Linked DNA regions of Mus musculus: region 2 is linked to region 1. The links are chromatin loops, found by intact Hi-C in ENCODE. Cell type or tissue: left cerebral cortex. All regions are shown on one strand. Links, peaks and the distances in the headings refer to the core of each region. The heading gives the core; the rest is flanking DNA. Region 1 holds the start of Trim56 (tripartite motif-containing 56). Region 2 has its middle 19 kb from the start of Mir702.

Region 1 (8,328 bases), core at 7-8,006:
GTCCTTGCTCATAGATACTTCCCCTGGGTATCTAAACTATTTTCTTCTTTGTCCAGATAGGTGTCCTTTTTTTTAACTGGTATTTCAGCTTTTCCTCATCAAATCAAAATTCTCTGTTGTTTGTAATCTTACTGGCCCTCATGTCTTCCCTTATGCTTTGCTGTGTATATATTTTTATGTTAGCTTATTTATTTATTTATTTATTTATTTATTCATTCATTTTTGTTGTTGTTGTTCATTTGCTTTTTTAAGAGCAGTTTTGTTGGTTTTGTTTTAGCCAAGGTCTCACGTAGCCTTGGCTGGTTTGGAATTTGCTAGGTTAGCCAAGGATAACCATGGACTTGTGAGTCTCCCATTCCGACTGACTGCCAGGACTGTAGGTATGTGCTATACCTGTTTTTATTCAGTGCTGGGGATCGAACCCAGGGGTCGGTTATGCCAGGCAAGCACTCTACCAACTGAGAGCCAGAGCCCCACTTGAAGGGGCTCACTATGGAGCCTAGGCTGGCCTTGAACTCACAATTCTGCTCTCACCAACTGAGTCCTGGGGATTATACCAGGCTTGCACCTCCATATCTAGCTTTTAAATTTTATATGTAATCAAATCTGGACATTGGTGATTCCCTACATTGGTTTCTACAAACAGGGAATTCTGTCCAGAAAAAGATGTCCCTTCTCTATCCTTAAACTTCCATCTGGACTTTATTCCAAAGGCCCCTGTGTCTCACACACACACTGTGTCATAATAATCCCTACCTTAAATGTCTCTTCAGCCTCATTTCTCCATAGCCCCCTGGCTAAACACACCCTCCAAAGCCACCCCTACCGTCTTCATCCAAAGACGCTGCCACAGATTAAAAACACTGAGGTGACTGCGACTCACCTCCAAGCGTATCTCCAGAGTTTTATGCCTCCTCCCGCCTTAGGTCCCCCATCCATCACTGCTGACTTCCCAGATTCTCCCATGCTGGCCTTTGGGCTTCAGCGCCTCCCCAGACCCCTCCTGTCACAGATGAAATCACATCACTTCATTCACATAAAGGCTAACATTTCTGAAAAGGGATTTTGCCAAGATAGCTAACAAAAAGCATAAATAAACAAGATTCCAGGAAACAGAAAGCATAAGAAAAGTCTTATAGAGATTTCATAATCTGTTTAAATGTCACATCCTATTTAAAAGTTAAATCCTATTTAACTTCAGATTGGCTAACTATCTGTTTAGTGGTTTTGTGATTTGCCTCTAAGATTATATATTACAGATATCCATTTTTTGCGTATTAAATCCCACCATTCATCCAAGCATCACTAATGCCTTTCCGTTGGGCCCATAATGGCCTTAAAAGATACATGGTGTTTCTCTTATTTTAGAGCTAAGGGAACATGGCTAATCTTTATGGACCTTGAAATCATGGAGACGTTGGACCTCCCTAATCTCCGCCCCAGGCCCCGCCCACCTGGGCAGGTGCAGCGATGGTGGGAGGGAAGAGCCAGCGGCTCAGGGTGGGGGGTGGATCATGTGTGTCTCTGCTGAGAAGGTGGGGTGAGGAGTGGGGGCAGGTCAGTGGGCAGCTCGCGGTCCTCCAGCTTTACCTGAATGAAGCGGTTACGGGCCAGCGGCATGTTAGGCAGGCTGAATTGCCATTTCTTTCTTGGTGTCCGCACCTGTGATCTTCCTGTTGATGGTGGGGAAGGGGCTGGAGTGTGTGACGACCTTGTGATCTTGCCCCTGCCAAGCACCCACTCAACGTCGTCCACGCCCCTCATCGCAGTCACGCCCAAACAGTGCCATCGAGATCTCCAGCCTTCGTAGCCTGCAAGGATGTCAGGGAGTCCTTCAGACCCACTCTTATCATCAGCCAGGTGATGCCATTGGCCAACACTTCATTCACAATGTCCGTCTGGCATCTCGGACTTAAACGCCCGAGTCTCGCTGATATCCTAGAGACCCAAGAATCCCTGCATTTCCTGCAGGCCCAGGAAGTCAGCAGGATATTCCTTTGCCATACGCTGACATACCCTGTTCACCAACACTTCTGACCCTGTCTCCTGCAGACACTGGACATCTTCTTTGTGAGGGGACCCCGGCCAGCCTGGCTACTCCTCAGCTCACTGAGCTTCGTGAAGACTAGTGTCTCTGAAAAGGTTCTGCTCCCATCTTCAAGAACTTCTGGTCCGACTAGAACCAGTTGATGCAGACTTTGATCACCTTGGGGGTGGGTGTCCGTGGGCTTCACCAACAACTATAAGCATCCCTCCCCCATCATCTGCTGTGTCTCTGGCTGGCAAGCCTTAATCAGCACCACGTGGATCTTATCATCATGGCTTCTGAGGGCTTCGATGCCTTCTGAAAACTCGAGAGATGTCTGGTTTGTGGGTACCGAAGGGAGGATGGCGTGTAGTCCATGCACTTGGTGAAACACTCAAGGACGGTCACTGCCGAGGCAACCCTGCCCTCTGGACAGGACCCACGAGTGTGGATGCTGACACCTTTCAACCACCATCTGGAAGAGTTCGACTCCCTCTTAACGTTGGGCATCTTTGCTGAACCACTTGAACATGCGGCCAAAGATGGAGTCTCTGTGGGACAGAAGCTGGTGCCTGAGAGTTGGGAGAGAGTCCAGCTTTTTTTTTTTTTTTTAACAGTCTCTGCGTATAGCCCAGGCTGGGCTCAAACATATAATCCTCCTGCCTCAGCTTCCCAAGTGCTGGGATAACAGGTGTGTGTGAGTGTGTGTGATGCTGCATCTGGATTTGATCTCATACCTCCACTTCTGCTTGTGCCTGCACTCTCTGACCCCTGACCTCTGACCCCATACTTCATTGAGGGAGTTTCTACTCCGATGGATTGGCAATGCTATTGTTGTTCTGAGATCTCTGGCCTCCTCTGACCCCATGTTCCCCTTGAGAATGGCCAGTTCTCACCTTCTTTCCAGCATGCCTAACATATCTTGACGTATACTTGGTCTTCCTTTGCTTGGAGGATGACTTATGTTATCTCCCTTAGGATTCTCTTTCACCTGCTCCAAGGTTTTGTTTTGTTTTCTTTTGTTTTTTAGGAAGGAAGATATGCCTGGGAATTGACTTCAGGACTTTCAGCAGGCTAGCCAAGTCTTCTAAGACCAAGCCACGCCCCCAACCCCTCCCTGGGGGATTCTAGGCAGGGGCTCTACCACTGAGCCACGCCCCCAGCCCCTCATTGGGGGATTCTAGGCAGGGGCTCTACCACTGAGCCACGCCCCCAGCCCCTCATTGGGGGATTCTAGGCAGGGGCTCTACCACTGAGCCACGCCCCCACCCTCATTGGTGCATTCTAGACAAGCCCTCTACAGTGAGCCATGCCCAGACTCCTCACTGGTAGAACCTAGCAGGCACTCTACTACTGAGTCTCTCATTGGTGAGTTCTAGGCAAGTGCTTTACAGAGGAGTCCTGACCCCATCCCAGGAATGGTTCTGAAGAATACAAATCAAGAATCAGGCTTCTAAATCTCAAAACACCTAAAACTACAGCAGCAGCCTTAGCTGCAGGAATTGTTCCAAAGCAAGCAGTTTGGTTGACTGCTGGCATCTGCTGTGTGCTCAAAGCTATTGCCAGCCAACACTACTCTTAGTAGCTTCTATCCCTGTACATCACAAAAGGAACAAGCATTTTGCTAGTTGGGAAAATGCCCTTGGCCAACTCATCCTATAGGTGGCTCTGCTTCTATTATGCCCTCCCTCCCTCCCTCCCTCCCTCCCTCCCTCCCTCCCTTTTTCCTTCCCTCCCTCCCTCCCTCCCTCCCCACCTGCCCCCCACCCCAGCCAAAAGCCGCTTTAGCTGTCAGGAAACCTGACCCTAAAGACATGGATGGTCCCATTGCTAAGTGACACCACCAAGTACTTGCCGTCTACCATGGTGGTTACCCGGGGCTTTTCCAGGCCATGGTATGCTGTTAGGAAGTCACCAAGAAGTGACCCCTTGGGATCCAGTATCACCACCTTGTTTACCTCTCGAAGGGTCAGAAATATGTAGCCCTTCTTATCCACAGACACAGAACCTGGCTGGCAGCCATGTAACCCAGGGCCCTTGTATTCCCAGATCACCTGACCTAACCCATCACAGAAAACCACGCTATTCTGCTGCCAATCTGACCCTACAAAATTGCCCTGGGGGCTGGTGGTTAGGAACACCAGTGCCCGCTGGCCCCGGCTAGCCTTGCCTCCAGGGATAAAGCGGGTAGCCAGGCTGCCATCTTTCTTGTATACCTCCACATGGCCTGCCACACTGACAGCTACTCGGTCTCCACATGGCATTGCGGCCACGGCGTGGCTGGACTGGGTGAGGCTCAGGGACCTGCGCCACTGAATTTCTCCGTCAGGACTGACAAGATAGAGTTTTGCATTGGCAGAGAAAGCCACTGCATTCTGCAGGGCAGCCACGCTGCACGGGGAACAGCCCTCGGGGACCTGCACTGTGCCTTTGTAGTCCCCATTGAGGGAGAAGCGTTTCAAGACCCTGTTCTGCTCATCTGCCACCAAGATTTCCTGGGGGCCGTAGGGACAGAGTCCAGTGATGCGAGGGGAGCGCTTGTCCCCGGGCATCCTCGTGGGGAAACTCCAGGAAAACACAGGCCGAGGGAGGAGGCCGGAACCTTCTAGGTTTGGCCTCAGGATGGGGCTGGGCTCCCGAGAAACAGACTTGCCTCTGCCTTTGCACTTCTTCTTCTTGTTAGGCCTGTTACCCCTTTCGATGAAGACCCCATCATCTTCTTGGGGGTTCTGGTCTTTGCCTTCTTTGGGAGTCAGGGGCTGGGCTCCACCCTGCTTCCCTATCTTGGTTCTATCGTCCCCTTGGCCTTGAGCTTCATCCCCTCCTTGGGTACCAGCCCCACCCTTCCCGCTGTCCTTCGGGGATTGTTTAGGCTCCTCAAAGATGAGTCGGAGCAGGTGGCAGTTCTTGTCCTCGAGCCCGGGATGGAGCTCTAGCTGGGGCAGCACACAGCGGGTGGGCCCAGACGTCCAGGGAGCATCCTGAAGCTGGCGCAGGCGCTGTGTGATTGCTCCCTCCAGCGAAAGGATCTCGGCCTCTAGACCCAAGCTGAGCACTCGACGGGCAAAGGCAGCCGCCGCCTTGGCCACCTGCTCCTGGCGCTCTATTTTGGTCAACCTCTCCCTGGTAGCCTCCTCAGCAGCCTCCACAAGGGCCCGGAGTTGTCCCAGCACTTCCTGCTTCTGGGCCAGCAGGGACTTGAGGATTCGTTCAGCTGCCTCCTCCACCTGAGTCCCCACACTGGCTGCCTGCTCCCGAAGCAAGGCCAGGGCTTCCTTTTCTGCCACCCGAGTGGCTTCTAGCTCCACCAGATTGCTGTCCACACCTGCCAATAACTCCTCAAGGCCTGGCTTCCTGGAACGCACTGCTTCCGCTAGGGGCAAGCAGGGGTGATCGATATGGGGACCCAGGCGGCAATCCTTGCAGAGCAACTGAGAACAAGGTTGACAGAGGAAGCAGAGGGCTTCCCCTGGGTGCTGGGGACACTGGGACGCCTGGCGCTCTCGAGCCTCTTCATCATACCACCCGGCTCTGTAACCCACCAAGTCAACGACACGGTGCTTATGGGTCTGCCGGGAGCAGCGATGCCCATCGGCACAGGCCTGGCATAAGTCGTCGGCACAGTCCAGGCACCTGGCTGTGGCGGGTCCCCCAGAGCTCTTGCCTCCCACCAGAGGGCACAGAGCGCAAGTTGGCTTCCCTGAATGGACGTCTCCGGGAGCTCTGGCCTTGACAAGATCCAAGAGCCCATTGACAAAGAAGTTGGTCTTAAAGGCGGCCACCCCTTCGGCGGGTACAGGCACAATCTCCCGACACTCGGGGCAGCGGACCTGACCACCGATGTCCAGTTGTGCCAGACAGTCCTGGCAATAGGTATGTAGGCATGGCAGAGTCTTGGGTGTGTGTAACTGCTCCAGGCAGATTTTACAGGCTAGGAAATCGCTGCTCAGAGCTTCCAGCAGAGTTGGGGAGGAGTCTTTGGAGTTCATGCTATAAGGGAAGGGGCAGAAGTCAGAGATACCTGGGCCAAGTCCCTAGCTTGGTCCTGTCTTCCCCCGCCCCACAAACACACTTCATCCTAGCCCCTCCCCTACTCTTTCCTGGTGTCCACACTCACCTGGATGTTTGGTACGTTCTGGCTTGTGGGAGGCACTAGATACCAGGGGAAGGGTTTTTTTCTTCCACTTTGTTCTCTTTACAGACACTCACCAAACGTAAACATGCGACCGGCTGTAGGAAGTGCTGAGCCTGTGGGAAAGATGAGACCAGGTAGCCCCCAGGCCTCAGAGATAGAATACTCTAATTAGTAACATACCAGGTCAAGGGCCAAAGGTAGGTGTAGCCCAAGCCCTTCCCGTCTCATGTAGCCCAGGCTGGCCTCAAACTTGGCCAAGTAGCCCAGGATGACCTTGACCTTCTGAACTTCCTGCCTCCACTTCCGGAGCCCTGGGAAGTTTATGTAGCACTGGAGAAGCAACCTAGGGCTTCTTGTGAGCTAGGCAGCCCTGCTCCTGGGTCTAGCTCCAAGCTTGTGCTCCTCCTGCCTCAGTCTCCTGCGTGCTCACATCACAGGCAAGCACCACCACGTTCACCTTGCCATGGGTCCTGTTATCAGTGGGTGCTAGGACTCAAGGGGCAGCCAGGAAGGACACACAGGTCAGGGGCATGCGAGCACTGTGCTTTTCGATGTTGGACAGGGTCCCGCAGTCTTTGTCCATCCATCTGTCTGGGAGGGTGTCCTGGGAGGGTGGAAGGGGCCCTACTTCCTGCCCCATCTAGCTTTGAAAATAACAACAGATCAAGATGAAGGCTCAGGGAGAAAAAGTTCATCTCCTTCCTTTTCCTGGACCTGGGGGTCATGTAGATCTGGCCTGACTCCTGGAGTCCTCTAATTTTACCATTCCTACCAAACTCATTCTAGAATCCCCTGGAGGGAAGGTACTGTAAGTCCCCAGCACGGTGGCGACTTAATAAAGAAAGCTGGAGCCCGAGACAGGAAGCTTGCCACAAATTTGAGGCTAGCCTGGGTTTAAAAGTGAGTTTCAGGACAGCCTGGGGCTACAATAGTGAGTTCTGGTTGAGCTTGCCCTACAGAGAGATCTAGCCTTGAGAGAGAGAATGAGAGCGATCACTTTTCTTTTTCCCCAGTGTTGGGAGGAAAAAAAAACAAACAAACTCGGAGTGGGGGGTGGGGGTGCGGTTGTCTACACTCAGTGAGTGTAGGATTCAGGACACAAGGTGGGAGGTGGGAGGCTGAGGGACAGGGCCTGGCTCCAAGCTTGTCCTCCCAAGCTTCTCAGGTCCCCTCTGCCCTCTCTCCCCTCCCTTCCTTTCCCTCTCCCGGGCTTTCTCACTTCCCCTTTCCTCCCTCCCCTCCCCCCAGGCTAGTCTTTCTGGGTGCTGGCTCTTAACCCCATCCGCCTTCCCGGGCTCTCCTTACCCAGCCACAGCTGATCCTGGACTCTCCCAGCAGGACCGGGGAGCCCCGAAATCCCGCTACCGCCAGCAGTTGACTACCTGCAAGAGAAACAAAACTGAAAGTAATCGTACTGTGGTGGTGCAACTTCCGTCCCCGGCCCGGGACAACTACTCTGGGGCGCAAGCCCCGCCTTCCTCACCACTCCACCCTGGAACCCTCCCTCCCCTCTGGCCGGGGCAATAAGGCCAGACCCGACTCCAGCAGGAAGGTCTGGGGGCTACAGGTTAGGGCGACTGGTAGCCCCAGGCTCAAGCTGTCAGCTTGTGTGTGTGTTGCAAACAAGACACTGCCCCAGAATCTATTCTCTGAGCATGTTTATCGGGTCAGGATGTTTATGTGTGGCAAGGAATGACAGATGAGCGATTGGGCCAGTGGGCGAGGCTCCTCGTGGGTCCTTTGCTAACCGTTGAAGCTGTGAGCCCCAGATAAGAACATTTCCAGAGCTTAGCGCAGTCTTTCTGGAGGAGGCTGTCTAGAGATGTGTTTGAGGAGGTCTCGGAGCATTTGGGGGCTTTCCCGGGGCAAGAGCGTTCTGAGAGCAACAGGTGTGCAGGGACAGAGAAATGACATCCGAAATCCTCAGCCTTCGGTGGTGGGCCACAGCTGTAATCCCTGCGCTGGGAGCTGGAGGCAGGAAGACCAGAGGTTCCATGCTAGCTAGCCTCAGATACTTGGCAAGTTTAAGGCCTGTGAAGCTTGAAAGAATCACAGGGGACCGTGTGAACCGTGGAAGACAACAGACGTTGTAGAGGGAGGAATTGACTAACATTGTTGGATGCCACAAACCAGGTAGTCAATCAAAATGAGGACAGGAAGTCATTGG
Region 2 (8,328 bases), core at 23-8,022, 100 kb before region 1:
GTTCTAAAGATCCATTGCCTTCTTCTGATCTCCACAGGCACCAGGCACGTGCATGGTGCACACACATTCATACAGGCAAGACACTCATTCACATAAAATAAATAAATCTAAAAAATGAATGGGTTTTATTATGACACTCTTATACACATATACAATGCATTTTGACTATACACCCATGACCTTCTCTTTTCCCTTCTCCCTTCCTCTTTCCAACTAGTCTGTCTTTTATTTTCATGTCTTTTTATTTGTTTGTTTTCCTTGTTTGGGGGACGCAGTGAGTTTCATTAGAATTATTTTCTCAATAATTCTAGGCACCTCACCAGAGGCTACACTATTGGAAAAAAAAAAAAAGCCTCATCCTTTCATTAAGATCCTTGCCCAGCCCTCTTTTTAAAGACAGGGTCTCATTATGTACCTCTAGTTGGCTTGGAGCCAACTATGCAGACAAGCTGATTTCAAACTCGTAGAGATCCAACTGCCTCTTGGTTCCTCCTCTCTCCATTTCCCCAAGTGCTGGATTTAGAGATGTGTGCCACTGAGGTAATCCTTGCCTGGATCCTTCTCCCTGTCTAAACAAGGTCAGAGGCTGAGCTAAGAACTGGCAGCCTTTTAATCCCAGCACTTGGGAGGCAGAGGCAGGTGGCTCTCTGTGAGTTCAAGGCCAGCTTGGTCCTTAGAACGAATTCTAGGAGAGCCAGGGCTACACAGTGAAACTCTGTCTCAAAAAAACCAAACCAAACTAACAAATAAGAATTGGCAGGCTCCAGAACAGAGCTGAGGAGGGATCCTTTGTGGAAAGATAGCTTTGAAGGGTAAACAGGATGTAAGAAGGAGAAGCTGGAATACAGTAGACACTGGAACACAATGAGCAAAAGCTAAACTTGGAATCTGCCCTCCCTGGTTTGCATTAAACCAGAACTTGGGAGGCTGACGCAGGAAGATCACGGATTCAACATCGAGATGGCAGATGGAGACAGGAGACCCCACGAAAGTTCACAGGTCATCTACCCTGGTATATGCAATGGTGAACAAGAGATCCACTCTCAGACAAGGAGGCGGGGCAGTCAGTACTGATGTCTGAGTGCATCTACATTCACACAAATACTACTACACATCATTTGCACACAAAGATTTTCAGTCTTTGACTTTACCAAAACAGGAGAAAACACATGCCCCGGAACTGGTAAATCTAGCCAAGAACCAAGAGTTTGGGGGAGCTTGTATACCCCAAGGGTGAACCTACTACTGTTACATCACTAAATGGATATACTATCAAACTGCCCTCTCAGTTTGTATCTCCAGACACATAGATTAGTGTGCCTCCCAGCCGGACCTTATCAGAAAAGCTCCTTTGTGTCATGGACAATGGCTAACACAGAGACTTTACTAATGGAAATGTAGAGAAGAAGCCACTCCATGTAAGTACAGGTACCATCTAGTAAGAAGCGTCTGAAAGATCTAAGAGGCAGAGGCCCAGGCAGACTGGAATAAAGCAGTGTCCTTTGGACATGACAGGATGCTACACTCAGGAACTCATACCAGCTGTGGCTGCTGGCGGGAGATCAAGCCAGCACGGAAGGAGGAGGGAGCCAGAGACCCCACCCCTCGCTTCGGAGCTGTTGATAGTTGAAGGGAGAGGCGGTTTCTGTGCTTATCTTTTTTTTTTTTAAGATTTATTTATTGTTATATCTAAGTACACGGTAGCTGTCTTCAGACACACCAGAAGAGGGCATCAGATCCCGTTACAGATGGTTGTGAGCCACCATGTGGTTGCTGGGAATTGAACTCAGGACCTCTGGAAGAGCAGTCAGTGCTCTTAACCTCTGTGCCATCTCTCCAGCCCGAGAAGCAGTTTCTTTAAGGATGTCGACCCTGGTAGGTAAACCTTCTCCAGTGGACGGGTCCATAGCCATGAGTATGGGGAATCTCACAAATTGGAATTGATGAGTTAGAAAGAGAGGTGAGGGGGAGGGAGAGACAGAGGGAATGGGAGGACAGGAAGTTCAGAGAATGAGGGGTACATAATGGGTGGATGCCAGGTCAATATAATTGAATTACTTTGTATGCATGTATAAGATTCCTCCCAAAAGTTAATAAAAATTATGTTAAAAGAAGATATAATGGCTTAAACTAAGGATGGAGACAAAATTATACTTGGTGGGAGTTCACAGTCACCATGACGGGTATAGTATGGATATAATGAAAGGTAAGATCTGATTGATGTCTTAAGAATCTTTGTGTGACCACAGCTATAGTGTCTTATATTAATCTACTCTGAACTCCCCTGTGGTGTGCGTGCCTCCTCTACATCCGCCCAAATGTTTTGGATTCATGAATGAAAGACACACATACACAGCCTTATATTTTAAAAACCTTAAACTGCTCAATGGTGGGTCACTCCCTAACTCCTCGTGGCTAACACACACTCCCCTCTGACATTCCTGAGTTAGTACTTCCTAAATCTGTATTTTATCTTTGTTACCCTGGACCCTGCTGGGCAGCCCTCCTGGGGCCGCTTTCCCCCTGCACTTACATGCCGGGTCTCTCACCCTCCTGCACATTTTCGGCGTGGTCTTTCTCTCCATCTGTTTGTTCACTGGCTTTGTGCTTGTATCTAGGAATCATTTGTCAGCTGGGCAGGATGGTTCATGCCTGTAATCTCTGGGGATGCTGCTGACACAGAGCTATCTCTGAGTAGGGGGCCAGCCTGAGCTACACAGTGAAACCCTGTCTTGAATAATAATAATAATAATAATAATAATAATAATAATAATAATAATAATAATAATAAAGTTGTTTGAGTGCAATTGGAACGTAACTATATTTGTCATCGGATGTCTGCTGTCCTATAAAACATATTCAGGAGAATTTCTCTCTTGTCCCCAGATGAAATTTTGGGCAATTCCATAACTTATGTTGAGCTTTTTCAGTTAGTAAGTTTTTTTGTGTTTTTTATAAAGACAGGGTCTCATGTAGTCCAGGTTACCTTTGAACTCACTGTGTGAAGACAGGATGCCTTTGAATTTCTGACCTTCCTGTCTTCACCTTCTACAACTAATTTTGTCCTGTCCTGGGGATGGAACCCAGGGCTATTTTGCACGTTAGACAATCACTCTACCAACTGAACCATCTCTCCAGCCCTCCTGATATTGTTTCTCTTGGTGTGTGTGTGTGTGTGTGTGTGTGTGTGTGTGTGTGTGTGTGTGCACAGACTCATCCATGCACACCCTAGAGGCATGGCTAGAGGATGCCTCTATTGTTCTGGGTCCTGTTCCCACTGAATCTGGAACCTCCTGTTTTGCAGCTTAGCCAGCTGGCCAGCAGCCCCAACCATCCTTTTGTCTGCGCTATCCCTAGAGCTGAGGTTATAGGTGTGGATGGAGGTTACAGTGTGTGTTTGGTCAGGACACTCAAACCCTGGAGGGTTCCAACACAGCCTTTGGAGCAGGAGGCTGTCCCCAACTAGCTCCAGCTCTCCAGGGCCTGCCTCACTACCTTGTTACACACTGGAAATATGCCTATGTCCCCATCTGTGACTCCCCTCCTGTCTCCTCCCCTTCCTCTTCTCTCCTCTTTTATTTGAGACTAAGACTCTTATAGCTCAGGCTGACCTTGAACTCACCATGTAACCAAGGCTCCCCTTGATCTCCTATCTCTACCTTCCAAGTTTTGGGATTATAGACACTGCCACCATGCCTAGCTTATAAGAAGCAAGCTCTCTCTCCTTTCCTCCTTCCCTCCCTCCCTCCCTCCCTCCCTCCCTCCCTCCCTCCCTCCCACCCTCCCTCCCTCCCTCTATGGAAAAGGGCAAGTGCCAGGTCTATACCACTCCATGCTATTCTGCTCCTTTCTTCTTTTTGGGGGGGGTGAGATCTCAATATGCAGCACAAGTGGTCCCTGAATTCCCAAGCATCCCTGCCTCGGCCTCTTGAGTACCTAGAACACAGGCATGACTTGGATTCTTCTGTATTCCTCCCCTCTTCTTCACTCCCCTCCCTTCTTCTCCTCCCCCCCTTCTCTCCCATCCCTCCCCTTCCTTTCTCCTCCCTTCCCCTCTCCCCTCCCTCCCCTCCCCTTCTCTTCTCTTTTCCAGAGCCCCATATCCCAGAGTTCAAGGCTGTTGTGGGTCTTCCCTTCAGCAAATAGTGCACAGGATGCCCCATCGCTGTGTGTTTCTGCTTGCAGTCTGGAAGCCTAACAGACTTGAACTTGAGAGGCTCCACAAGCTCAGCTTCTTGGCTCTTCAGGGACCTTTTCTCTCCCTGCCATCCTTAGAGTGGCCACCAGAGGGTGATCTCTTTTTCAGAAGACAATTCTGTCTAGTCCTTTCCAGTTTAAAATCTCCTGACTGGCCAGTCCGACTCACCCGGAGGGTCCAATAGACAGCCAAAACTTAGTCTCAAACTCACAGAGATCTGCCTGCCTCTGCTTCCAGAGTTCTGGGATCAAAGGCCTACACCACCACACCCAGCCTTGTTTGCCTGGATTGTTTGGTTTCTACGTTTAAGACAGGATCTCACTTTGTTGCACAGGCTAGTTTTGAATGTGCAGATCTCCTGCCTCAGGTTCCTGGGTGTTGAGATTACAGCTCTGTGGAGCTCACAGAACAAGAGGCCTCTCAGGCCTGGGTTTTGCTAGAGACCAGCCTCCTATCTGGAGAAGAACTCAGTGCAATTCACTATCCATTTCCGGACTGCCTTCCCAAGCCTGCAACCTGCCAGGCCTTAAAGATCCCCAACACTTGCCTGGCAGTGCTGGCACACAGCTTTAATCCCAGCCCTTTGAACATAAAGGCAGACAGATCTCTGAGTTCAAGGCCATCCTGGTCTACAGAGTTCCAGGTTAGCCAGTTCAGAGAAACCCTGTCTAAAACAAACAAAACCCCAAAGCCTCCATGCCCCTCTGTGTTGTTTGCAAACACCCTTTTTTTTCCAAAGTCAGGTAACTTGAGTATCAGAGCAAACACTGTATTGTATTGCAATACATTAAATATGTCTCCATCTGAAAGTAACGGATAGGGCTGGGTGGAGTGGAACACGTTGGTCATGTCAACACTAGGAAGGCCCAAGTGGGGAGATATTGAATTCAAGGCCAGCCAGGGCTCACAGTGAGACCTCATCCTGTTTTTGTTTGTGTGTGTGTGTGTGTATATATATATATATTCTAACAAATGAAAAGTCTGATTTGCACTACATGGAACAACAACTCATTAATTTGAGACAGGTATTTTAAAGGTTCATACTATTTATTTTGTGTATGTATATATGGGTCTGTGCACATGAATACAGGTACCCACGGAGGCCAGAAGAAAGAGTCCAATCCTCTGGAACTAGAGCTGTAGGTGGGCGTGAACCTGGGTGCTGACAACCAAACTTAGGTCCCCTGTACGAGCAGCAAGTGCTCTGAAGCACTGAGCCATCTGCCCAGCCCCTCATTTGAAAACGAGTAAGGGGAACATCTCATTGTTCAGCCAGCATTCCTTGAGAAACTATGGCTCGGTACATTTACAGCGAAGGAAGACAGATCTTCCATCACAGAGCCCAGCTAAGCCACCACAGCATGCTGGCAGAACTGTTTCCTAGGTGGTGCCACCGAGGTTTGAACTCAAGGCTTTATAAATGGTGAACGTAAGGGTTGGTGTGGCAGGGGGCAGGTTTAATTCCAGCATTCCCAAGGCAGAGGGAATGGATCTCTGCAGGTTCAAGGCCATCCAGGTCTACATAGCAAGTTCCAGGCCAATCAGGGCTACACAGTGAGACCCTGTCTCAAAAACCAAAGATAAAGGGGATAGTCGCCCAGTGGTTAAGAACTGCTTGCTTCTAAGTCTGATGACCTGAGTTCAATTCCCAGAGCCCATATGGAGTCTTGGAAGTTGTCCTCTGATTCCCACATAAACACTGAAAGTGCTTGTATACACACACACACACACACACACACACACACGGAGGGGGGAGAAAGGGGGGAAGAGGGAGGGGGAGAGGGAGAGGGAGAGAGAGAGAGACAAGAAAATATTCTAAGAAATGATTTTTGTTTGGTTGGTTTTAGTTTTTCGAGAACCGGCTAAGAAATGATTTTAAAAGCTAAGCATGTGCTGGGTAGTGGTGGCACACGCCTTTAATCCCAGCACTTGAGAGGCAGAGGCAGGCGGATTTCTGAGTTCGAGCCCAGCCTGGTCTACAGAGTGAGTTCCAGGACAGCTAGGGCCACACAGAGAAACCCTGTCTCTAAAAACCAAAACCAACCAACCAACCAAACAAACAAAAACCCTAAGCATGTGAATGGGTGGTGGTGACGCACATCTTTAATCTTAGCCCTCGAGAGGCAGAGCCAGGGCTATCTCTGAGTTCGAGGCCTGCCTGGTCTACACAGCAAGTTCCAGGACACTCAGGGTTACACAGAGAAACCCTGTCTTAACAAACAAACCAATATCCCAATTTCATGTTGATAGGAATGGCCACTAATGAATACACAGAGGCAGAGGTGACATCAGCAGGACCCTGTCCCTAAGAGTTCACCGTCAAGGCTGATGGCTTTTCCATCTCTCTGACTCACGAAGCTCCCACGGGTGTTCCTAGAACCGGACAATCCTGCCTACGGACTAAACAAGCGGCTTCCGTTAGGGCTAAATTATGATGCGCAGGCTGTAATGAGACTCGGTTGAAGAATAGCTACTCCAATTGGCTCAGCAATAATTCCTCCCATTACCTGAGCCCGCCGTGTGCCAGAAATACAGCACCAAGTCCTTTCTATGCATCATCTCATTCAGCCCTTACTGGAAGCGAGGTGTGAGGTCCTCTTTATAGAAAGAGAGACGTCGTGATTCACCAGCAAGGCTGACATCAGTGATCCATTGCCTTCTGCGCCATCCAGACCATTCCTCTAAGTGCTGCCTTTCTGAGTCAGCCATCTAGGCATTCTTTGGCTCTGTGACTATGTGCCAGTTGCTTAACCCTTTTGTCTCTGGTCTCCTTCCTTCTCTCTCTCTCTCTCTCTCTCTCTCTTCTCTGAGACAGGGTTTCTCTGTGTAGCTCTGGCTGTCCTGGAACTCACTCTATAGACCAGGCTGGCCTCCAACTCAGAGACCCACCTGCCAGTGAGTGCTGGGATCAGAAGTGTGCACCCCCACCACCTGCACCCAGCTCTTCTATTCTCTTAAAGGTGAGCTCATTGTAAATGTTATGAAGCCCCTGGGGATGCTGGGGGTTATAGCTCAGTGGCTATACTGCTTGCCTATCGAGAGGGAGGTCCTAGATCCTGTCTCCAGCGCTGCCTGATCTAAATGGTGCATGATGTCTGTAATCCCAGCAGTAGGGTAGAAACTGGAGACCCAGGAGGCAAAACTCATCCTTAGCTATGTGAGGACCCAGAGGCCACCTGAGAGGCCACCCAGGGTCCTACATGAGACCATGTTTTTCTTCTTAAGCATATGAGGGCTGTCATGATGGCCCAGTGGGGACTTGGTGGGCACTTGCCACCAAGCCCAGCAGTCTGGTCTCCATTCTCAGTACCTGTAAGATGGAAGAAGAGAACCAACTCCTAAAAGTATCTTCTGCGTTCCACATGTGTACTGTGGCCCACAGGTGCCCCCTACCCACAATTAAGCAAGTATAATTTTTTAAATTATTGGATTATAAATTTTGCTTTTTTTTGTTTGATTTTGATTTTTTTTTTGAGACAAGGTTTCCCTGGCTTTCCAGGAATTTGCTCTATAAAGTCAGGATGGCCTCCAATAGGAATATGGGTGCCTATGTCTCTGCCTCCCTCTGCCTCCCAAGTGCTGGGATTAAAAGCATGAAAGCATTTTGTTTTGTTTTATGTGTATAGGTATTTTTGCCTGCATGTTTATCTGTGCACCACATATGTGCAGTGTCCACAGAGGCCAGAAGAGGGCATCAGATCCCTTAGAGCTGAGTTAGAGACAGTTGTGAGCTGCCATGGGGTGCTCAGAATCAAATCCAGGTCCTCTGGAAAAGCAGCCAGTGCTCTTAACTGCTGAGCCATCTTTCCAGTTCCATCAAATGTAATTTTTAAAAATAAAAAGCATGAAAGAGCTGGTATGATACTGAATGTCTGTAATCCCAGTCGTTGAGGGGATGAGGCAGAAGGATCACAAACTCAAGGCAAGCCTGGGCTACATAGCAAAAGCCTGTCGCTATTAAAAGAAAAAGAAAAAGCAAAGCAAAACAAAACAGAAAAGGCTTATTCTCACTCTTAGATTCTTAGCAGTCTCTAAATTTTTATCTTTATGTATGTGCACATATGTGTCTGTGTGGGGTATGTGCATGCATGTGTGCACTCACAGAGTCCAAAAGAGGCTGTCAGGTCACT

The links. A loop is a pair of places that touch in the nucleus more often than their neighbours do. Peaks named below come from ENCODE experiments on the same cell type or tissue, not always from the same donor. Only the 100,000 strongest peaks of a DNase experiment are listed, where the experiment ranks them.
Region 2: it touches region 1 in a loop (4-fold over the local background); 30 of 42 quality-filtered maps call a loop at or near these places.

The regions. Positions count from the first base shown.
Region 1 is chr5:137,108,646-137,116,973 of GRCm38, forward strand. It overlaps Trim56 (tripartite motif-containing 56), which reads right to left and starts at 7,562. Exons shown (of 3, transcript NM_201373.4): 1 at 7,467-7,562; 2 at 6,144-6,308; 3 at 2,641-6,016. The coding sequence starts at 6,015. The coding sequence ends at 3,811. In left cerebral cortex, for the core only: no CTCF peak of the experiment used is centred there; DNase peaks (open chromatin) are centred at 3,561 and 7,545; H3K4me3 peaks cover 1,137 bases; H3K27ac peaks cover 691 bases.
Region 2 is chr5:137,005,907-137,014,234 of GRCm38, forward strand. No RefSeq gene overlaps it. Among named protein-coding and RNA genes, the nearest start is that of Mir702, 19 kb to the left of the region's middle. In left cerebral cortex, for the core only: CTCF peaks have their summits at 4,269 (motif pointing right) and 7,870 (motif pointing right); DNase peaks (open chromatin) are centred at 4,284 and 6,796.